Regions from separate parts of the Homo sapiens genome. Here region 2 is linked to region 1. A link is an interaction called in ENCODE POLR2A ChIA-PET data of the cell type or tissue named here. Cell type or tissue: PC-9. All regions are shown on one strand. Each heading gives the region's core, and the rest is flanking DNA. Links, peaks and the distances in the headings are about the cores only. Region 1 overlaps KIF14 (kinesin family member 14). Region 2 overlaps LOC124900414 (a long non-coding RNA gene).

Region 1 (4,403 bases), core at 152-4,151:
GAGACGGAGTTTTGCTCTTGTCACCCAGGCTGTAGTGCAATGGTGCCATCTCGGCTCACCACAACCTCTACCTCCCAAGTTCAAGTGATTCTCCTGCCTCAGCCTTCCGAGTAGCTGAGATTACAGGCATGTGCCACCACGCCCGGCTAATTTTGTATTTTTAGTAGAGATGGGGTTTCACCATATTGATCAGGCTGGTCTTGAACTCCCGACCTCAGTTGATCTGCCTACCTCGGCCTCCCAAAGTGCTGGGATTACAGGCATGAGCCATCATGCCTGCTCTTTTTTTGTTTGTTTTTTAAATAAAGACCAGGTCTCATTATGTGGGCCAGGCTGGTCTCGAATGCCTGGGCTCAAGTGATCCTCCCATCTTGGCCTCCAGAAGTGCTGGGATTATAGGTGTGAGCCACCGTGCTTGGCCCGTAAACACACACACACACACACACACACACACACACACACACATATATATATATATATATATTTTTTTTTTTTTTTGAGACAGAGTCTTGCTCTGTCGCCAGGCTGGAGTGCCATGGTGCAATCTCGGCTCACTGCAACCTCTGCCTACCGGGTTCAAGTGATTCTCCTGCCTCAGCCTCCCGAGTAGCTGTGACTACAGGCGAAGCTAATTTTTGTGTTTTTTGGTAGAGTCAGGGTTTCACCATGTTGGCCAGGATGGTCTAGATCTCTTAGCCTCGTGATCCATCCATCTCAGCCTCCCAAAGTGCTGGGGTTATAGACGTGAGCCACCATTTTAAAAAGAGGGGGATGTAGGGCCATAGAAAGCGATATCCATTTTCCAAATTTCAGAGATTCTCCATCTTCTTAGTGGACAGCACAATCTGCTCTTCGTGAAAATGAGGCCCCCTAATGGGCAGATGCTCGCTCTTTAGACAAATTCAGAGGTTTTCACTGAATATTAGCCAGAGAAACGAAAGCCTGTGACTTACCACAAAATCGCTCTTAAATTCTTTTTTTTTTTTTTTTTTTGAGATGGAGTTTCACTCTTGTCGCCCAGGCTGGAGTGCAATGTGGCCATCTCAGCTCACTGCAACCTCCGCCTCCCGGGTTCAAGCGATTCTCTTGCCTACGCCTCCTGAGTAGCTGGGATTACAGGCGCGTGCCACCACGCTTGGTTAATTTTTGTATTTTTAGTAGAGACGGGGTTTCACCTTGTTGGTCAGGCTTGTCTCGAATTTCTGACCTCAGGTGATCCACCCACCCCCGGCCTCCTAAAGCGCTGGGATTACAGGCGTGAGCCACCGTGCTCGGCTAAATTCTTTAAAAAACCTATGATTCTCTGAGTTTAGGACCATTCAGCAACAGGAAATATGCAGTTTCCAGTTGCCATTTGCTTAATCAAAAGTTTACCCCTGAATTCTGTCTTGAATAAGTCAGCGATTCTCTGGTGGTTCTCCTGTATGTTCGAGTGTAGTGTGTGTTTTTTGTTTGGTTTTTTGTTTGTTTGACAGTCTCCCTTGGTCTCCCAGGCTGGAGTGCAGTGGCGCAATCTTGGCTCACTGCAACCTCTGCCTCCCAGGTTCAAGCAATTCTCATGCCTCAGCCTCCCGAATAGCTGGGATTATAGGCATGCACTGCCATGCCTGTTTATTATTGTTTTTTTTAGACAGAGTCTCGCTCTATCACCCAGGCTGGAGTACAGTGGCGTGATCTAGGCTCACTGCAACCTCTACCTCCTGGGTTCAAGCCATTCTCCTGCCTCAGCCTCCTGTGTAGCTAGGATTACAGGCGTGCCATGCGCCACCATGCCGGCTAACTTTTGTGTTTTTAATAGTGTTGGGGTTTCACCACGTTGGCCGGGCTGGTCTCAAATTCCTGGCCTCAAGTGATTCACCCTCCTCAGCCTCCCAAAGTGTTGGGATTACAGGCATAAGCCACTGCACCCGACTTGAGTTTAGTGTGTTTAGAGGTCTTTGGCATCGAGAAAATATAATGTTATGAACAACTGGGATCCAACAAGTTGGGCCTTTCAAAAGTCCATGAGGCAATCTAATCTTTTTCAGGTTGCTATGGCTTAACACCAACAGCATACCTAGCATTAAGTAAATAATTATTAGAATGAATGAATGAACCTAGCTATCAGATACTAAAACAAACTAAATGGCCATGCTCCACATCTAAAAATCCCATAAACTAATATTGGCTAAAGGAAGAAAGATGGAAAAGCTCAGTCTTGATTATATCATGCAATGACTGTAACTTGCAAAATCCAGAGCACAAACTTACCTGATGAATCATGCACAGGAAGCTGGGCACATAAGCTTTTTTTTAACTGAACCAAACTACTGATACCTTTTCCCCTCACCTGTGATTAATTCTTACTTTCCATATTTAGGGAAAACCTTGAAATGCTTATTGGCACATAGTTAGGCTCTGTAAACTCAAGTATGCTAGTTAGCTAACTAGACAAAACAGCCTTTTGCTAAAACTTTCAGATGGACTGACTCCATGGAGGACACATAGCACATTATACCTTAAGAGCAGTAAGATAATGTTTAGTTATCTTTATTGTCCATTTATTATCATGGAACAAAATGACGGCAGATATATTTTCAGGTATGCCATAAAGGACTGCAATACAATTTGGCACATTGGCAGAATGTTATAAATGGCATATGCCTGCACCAAGTGTGATCTTATATACATAACAAGGGTTTTGTAGCTGGTAATGAAAAGGACAGAAAATAAATTCACTAACAGTCTACTACTTGCCAGCAGTTATTCCCACATTTTTCTCACTAAGTGCTCATAGATAGATAGTCCATGAGGTGGGTATTACTTTTCTTTCTGCAGATGAAGGAATGGGAGTGAAGACAGTAACATGTCTAAGGTCATGTAGTTACTAAGCAGTCCAGCTGGGATTCACACTCCAAACGTGTGAAAAATATGTCAAACTCCAAAGCTCATGCTCTTTACACATACCACATGGTGATAAATCTATTCCAGGCATAATCAACTAAAGAGAGGCAGAACAATGTTAAAAAAAAATAGTTGTTATGGCAATATTAATATTTGTTTAGTGTTTCCTAATTATTAACTTGATTTGCAACACTAGCCTAGCTATTATCAAGGCAGAGCTATTCTGAATGAAGAGTAAAATAAACAAAGAAAATCAGTAAAATAAAAAAGCATAGACCACGAAGCAATTCTAATGCTGAAAAGATTTATTAAAGGCATTCTCTTTATAACATTTCTTGTCAGTGCACATAATTCCAATAGCAAATATTTTTTCACCATTCATTCAAATACAGTATCACAATGTGTTTAGTATAAATATGTATACAAAATTTTATAAAGACACTAAAAAGTTTCTGACCAATTAAGTCATGAGTTTACAAAGCACAAACTGAAGATTAAATACTGAATATTAAGATGAAAACTACTATACAGGTACTTTAGGAAGTTCTTCAAAGAAGTGCACCTCCCGGGAAATCCTCATATGTACATCTACACTCCAGCAAACTGCACAGGCAAAGTGCTACTTGCCAGATTATTGACTAATAAAAACACATATAGAGCTTCAGAAAGAATACAAGGTCAAATGCCAAAAATAAAAAAAGAAATGAAAGCAAATGTGCTACATTGTACCATTTTAAAGAGCTTGAAAACACCACACAAGGTTCACTAATACTGTTCTGACTGCAATGACTGTATTTACTTACAATCTCTTCCTAACAAGGAAACTATCAGATTTATTCATGGTACGAATGGCCAATTTCAACTAGTTATGCCAAATGTACAAGTAGTATCTGTAAATTCGAAAAGGGCAAATGAAAGGATCAGGTTATTTAAATGAATTCTTCTTTTTTTTTCTTCTTTTTTTTTAAATGAATTATTCTTTAGGAACTGCTCAATATCACCCAAGCATAGTTACAAAGTATCTCTTCAAATTATACATACTCTTGAGGTCAAAAACGTCAAACTATTTCCGTAATGTAAGATCCCACAAGTAGAATATTATCTTTATTACTTGATCATAAATAAAGGTTTTTTTTTAAAGCTGTGGAAAATAAGGGTCTTTAATCTTCATCAAATCATATACAAATTATTTCATTATACCTTTAACAAAACAAGCATTATCAAGAGAAGGTCCAGCCTCTGATCTCCTAATCTCATCCAACAGTTTAGTATAATTCTGGCAACATTTTATTAGTTTTAAATAATATTCATACAGCCCCCATTATGAAACACAGATAACAGGGTAAACTACTGTGCCAGCAAGCCATATTATTAATATATAATTATACTATATTTAGGTAGCTACTTATAATTTGGAAAGAAACAGGAAGCTACACCCTTGAACATACTATTCAAAATGGCAACCAGTTAACCCTTTGAGAAAAGAATTTTTGATTAACAATGCAAGTTAAGTTGTCTTA
Region 2 (4,403 bases), core at 197-4,196, 79 kb before region 1:
GAATATTTAACAAACCATACCACATTTTATGTCTTAACATCTGTTCTGCCAGTGGTATGACTGAATGAAAAATGGCTCCATGATGTATTGTCCTGCTGCCTAATGCTCCAGTGGAAACAAGGTGTTTTCACCTTGATGCGGCCTTTAAAATAAATTAATTTGTTAACATTTAAAAATGCAGTGTAACCGATGACATAAAACATTCATAAGACAGTTTATGACCCAACCAACCATGTTCTAATCCAATAATATTTATTAAAACATTTTATTTGACTAATCATTTCATGGCCAAGATTTGGAAATGTTTGTTTTTCAGGTTGAGTCAAAGATTTAAATGGTTCTAATGGCACCATAAAGATGTTATATGGTGTTAATATAACTTGAGTATTAAAAATATAATGAATTTGCTATTTATGAACCATTAAGTTTTGCCTCACCCCCAGCATAAATTTTATATCATTACAGACCTATTAATACATCTTCCCTAGGATATACACATTCACAAGCCAAATTTATAGATACATAAAGATATGTCAGAATTTTTTTTTTATTCTGGAAAGTGTGTTTGCATTGAACAGAGGATATAAAATGGTGCTTTTTTCACTTTAAGTTTTCTTCATAGTTATCACCTTAGTGTTTCTAAGCTAGGAATCACTCCATATATTAATAAAACATGGGTCAGATAAGCAACTTCATTCTAGTAGAAGTTTTTAACTCCTCTGCTAACTTAAAACCAGGCGAGAAAGCTTTCTTTCTTATTTCTTATTGAAAATTAAAGAATGTTAGATTTTTCCAGCTAAGCACACCATTTAAACTTAGCAATTCTGGGACTATAACATAGTTATTCTAGCTTTTAAAACATTTGTATATACAAACATATTTGCCAGTAAGACATTGGAGATATTCTCAAAATCCAGCTATGGAGTAACTCTGGACCATCTGCTAGATAGAATATTATGTAAACATTAAAAATCTTGTTTTTGAAAGTGAAATAAGCTAGGAACAGAAAGTTAAGCACCATGTATTCTCACTCATATATGGAAGCTTAAAAAAAAAAGTTGATCTCACTGAAGTAAAAAGTAGAAAAGAGGCTACTAGAGGCTGGGAAGGGGCGGGAGAAGGGCAGTATAGAAAGAGATTTGTTAAAGGACACAAAATTACAGCTAGATAGGAGGAATAAGTTCTAGTGTTCTCTAGCACTGTAGAATGACTATAGTTAATAATAATATATAGAATTCAAATATCTAGAAGGAGGATATTAAGTGTTCCCAATACAAACAGATGATGAATGTTTGAGATGCTGGATATGCTAATTATCCTGATTTGATCACTATACATCATGTATAATCACCTCCCTATGTACTCCATAAATATGCATGATTATTATGTGTCAATTAAAAAAAAATTTTTTTTGAGACGGAGTTTCACTCTTGTTGCCCAGGCTGGAGTGTCGTGGCACGATCTTGGCTCACTGCAACCTCCATCTCCTGGGTTCAAGCAATTCTCCTGCCTCAGCCTCCCAAGTAGCTGGGATTACAGGCACCCGCCACCATGCCCAGCTAATTTTTTGTATTTTTAGTAGAGATGGGGTTTTCACCATGTTGGCCAGGCTGGTCTCAAACTCCTGACCTCAGGTAATTCACCCGCCTCAGCCTCTCAAAGTGTTGGGGTTACAGGCATGAGCCACCACGCTGACCTAAAAAAATTTTTTAATCTTGTCTTTGAATTATACTTAAGACCATAGCAAATGCATATTCTAAGCTAATCATATTAATTCAAATTCAAACAGATATAACACTAGGGCCGAGTGAGGTGGCTCATGCCTGTAATCCCAACACTTTGGGAGGCTGAGGAGGGTGTATTGCTTGAGCCCAGGAGTTCGGGCCAGGTTTGGCAACATGGCCATCTCTATAAAAAATACAAACATTAACCAGGTGTGGTGGCATGGGCCTGTAGTCCCAGATACTTGGGAAGCTGAGGTAGGAAGATCACTTGAGCCCAGGAGATGTAAGTTGCAGTAAGTTGTGATCACACCACTGCACTCCTGCCTGGGTGACAGAGCAAGAGCCTGTCGCCAAAAAAAAAAAAAAAAAAAAAAAAGATATAGCACTAAAGAGAAAGAAAAAGTAGGGCAGGACATTGAATCTGGTGCTTGAGGAGAACTACGTAAAAGTAAAACAAAGTTCTAAAATAAGATGACAATAAAAAGAAAGTTTGAGTAGTTGCTATTATTATCAATGAGATCATATATGAAGTTGGTTTTTTTTTGTTTGTTTGTTTTGTTTCTTTTTTTGTTTGAGATAGGCTCTCACTCTGTTACCCAGCCTGGAGTACAGTGGCACAATCATGGCTCACTGCAGCCTCAACCAACTGGGCTCTGATATCCCACCTCAGCCTCCCGGGCAGCTGAGGCTACAGTCAGTCATACACCACCATGCCCAGTTAATTTTTTGTATTTTTTGTAGAGATGGGTTTTCACCATGTTGCTCAGGCTAGTCTCAAACTCCTGGGCTCAAGTGATCCAAACATCTCAGCCTCCCAAAGTGCTGGGATTACAGGCATGAGCCACTGTACCTGTCCCCATATATGTAGTTTATAAAATAATTAAAAACAAAATATTTTTAAAGATAAAGAGTTTGAATTAATACTGCTAGCTTAGAATATGCATTTTCTTCACTCTTCTGCTTTCCCTGCAGTGTATGGAGATAGTCTGAATTTAGACATGATGTTTACATATTATTGTTCTTAGGGTAACTCTTTCACTGGTATTATGTAAAATTGCATCTGTCCCAAAATGAAAGTGGAAAGTCACTGTAATAAAGAGAATGATAGGGTGACATCATCAGGCATCATAAAAAGGATCATCTTAATTGTCGTGCACTTGTTCATTTCAAGACCACATTTATCGGCCATTTGTTTTTCCTTTCCTACAGTCTCTCTCTGCTGCTGTTCTCCCTCCTCCAGATATTTTCATTTCTTCTGCAAAGTGGAGGACTAAAACTGCAGTTTTAGGTGATTTTCAACTTACATAATCTTTCTTCAAGGTTTTTCTCAGGTTTACCCTATACTTGCCTATGATAAAAGATTCCCTCAGTTCATAAGAGGATGGATGAAGTGGGGGCTGATGGGAGGGAAGGATCCAGGTATTTTTCAGATTTTCTTTAAACAGGAGAAGTAGAAACTTGCTGTGCTGATGAACATTTTAGCTTGGTTCCTATAAAGGCAACAGAGATCTCGTGGGATTCTTGGGAGAACTGAGGGAAGTTAATGCAGGTAAAGCACATGGAACCAGGCAAGCTTCCTGGTAAGTGCTCAGTAAATACTACCCAGCATCTTCTGCATAATCACCAATATCAGCAGTTGCTGCTTTTTTTTTCCTTGCCTGCAAGATCAAAAAGGAAATCACAGTCTCGCCCCCAAAACGCTAGAATTTTTCCCTGATTCTCTGTCATAAATTTATTTTCTCTCTAAAGCTCAAACCACTCTAACAATGAAATTCTGTGCTTTAAAAATTCAAGCGAATGAGCAGATTTTAACAATTACAATTGCAAAAAGTTGGATGCTTTTCCAGAAGTGCTTATAAAACTGGTAAGCAAAGGAGATAGATAAAATCAAAACAAAAGATCTGTTCTCATCACGTTTAGTAAGAGCAATGCTGGCTTTACTGATGACTTCAGTAGTCAGAAACCTGGATGACATTCATCTCCCTCTCCACTACCCCCACTCCCAAAAAGAGGAACACCCACCTGTATCAGAATATCACTGCATCCTGATCTTATTCTCATGCTTCAGTGCCATACCTGATCACACCAGAGCTGTTACTGCTTGTGATTACTCATCCAATATCTATTTTTCACCTTGCAATAGATCCATACAAGGGACAAGGGCAGGGTTTGGCGAGAGAATTTCCTACAAATCCTTAACCTAGGGAAAGCAATACTTTTCAGGTTTAAAGCCAGGGTAGGGTTTGGCCAGGTGCCGGTGGCTCACGCCTTTAATCCCAGCACTTTGGGAGGCTGAGGCGGGCGGATCACAAGGTCAAGAGATCGAAACCATTCTGGCCAACATTGTGAAACTCCGTCTCTACTGAAAATACAAAAATTAGCTGGGCGTGGTGGCACACGCCTGTAGTCCCAGCTACTCAGGAGGCTGAGGCAGGAGAATTGCCTGAACCTGAGAGATGGAGATTGTAGTTAGCCAAGATTGCGCCACTGCACTCCAGCCTGGGCAACAGAGTGAGACTGTCTCCAAAAAAAAGAAAAAAAAAAAAGTCATGGCAGAGTTTGACAGATGGGGCCGCCAATTTCTATCAAAGCTTATCAGCTGTGGGAGTCACAACAGGATGGTGTCAACCCCAGGATATCAGGTCCCAGATGAAACCCAACTTTCTTTGCTGTTTCAGA

What was found. ChIA-PET counts read pairs that join two places held together with the same protein. Peaks named below come from ENCODE experiments on the same cell type or tissue, not always from the same donor. Only the 100,000 strongest peaks of a DNase experiment are listed, where the experiment ranks them.
Region 2: POLR2A ChIA-PET joins it to region 1 with 6 read pairs; 2 of 35 experiments call an interaction of 5 or more read pairs at or near these places.

What each region holds. Positions count from the first base shown.
Region 1 is chr1:200,548,330-200,552,732 of GRCh38, forward strand. It overlaps KIF14 (kinesin family member 14), which reads right to left. Exons shown (of 30, transcript NM_014875.3): 30 at 3,171-4,403. Among named protein-coding and RNA genes, the nearest start is that of KIF14, 70 kb to the right of the region's middle. In PC-9, for the core only: no CTCF peak of the experiment used is centred there; a DNase peak (open chromatin) is centred at 2,202; H3K27ac peaks cover 1,281 bases.
Region 2 is chr1:200,469,108-200,473,510 of GRCh38, forward strand. All of the region lies in intron 2 of LOC124900414 (a long non-coding RNA gene), which reads right to left. Among named protein-coding and RNA genes, the nearest start is that of ZNF281, 61 kb to the left of the region's middle. In PC-9, for the core only: no CTCF peak of the experiment used is centred there; no DNase peak of the experiment used is centred there.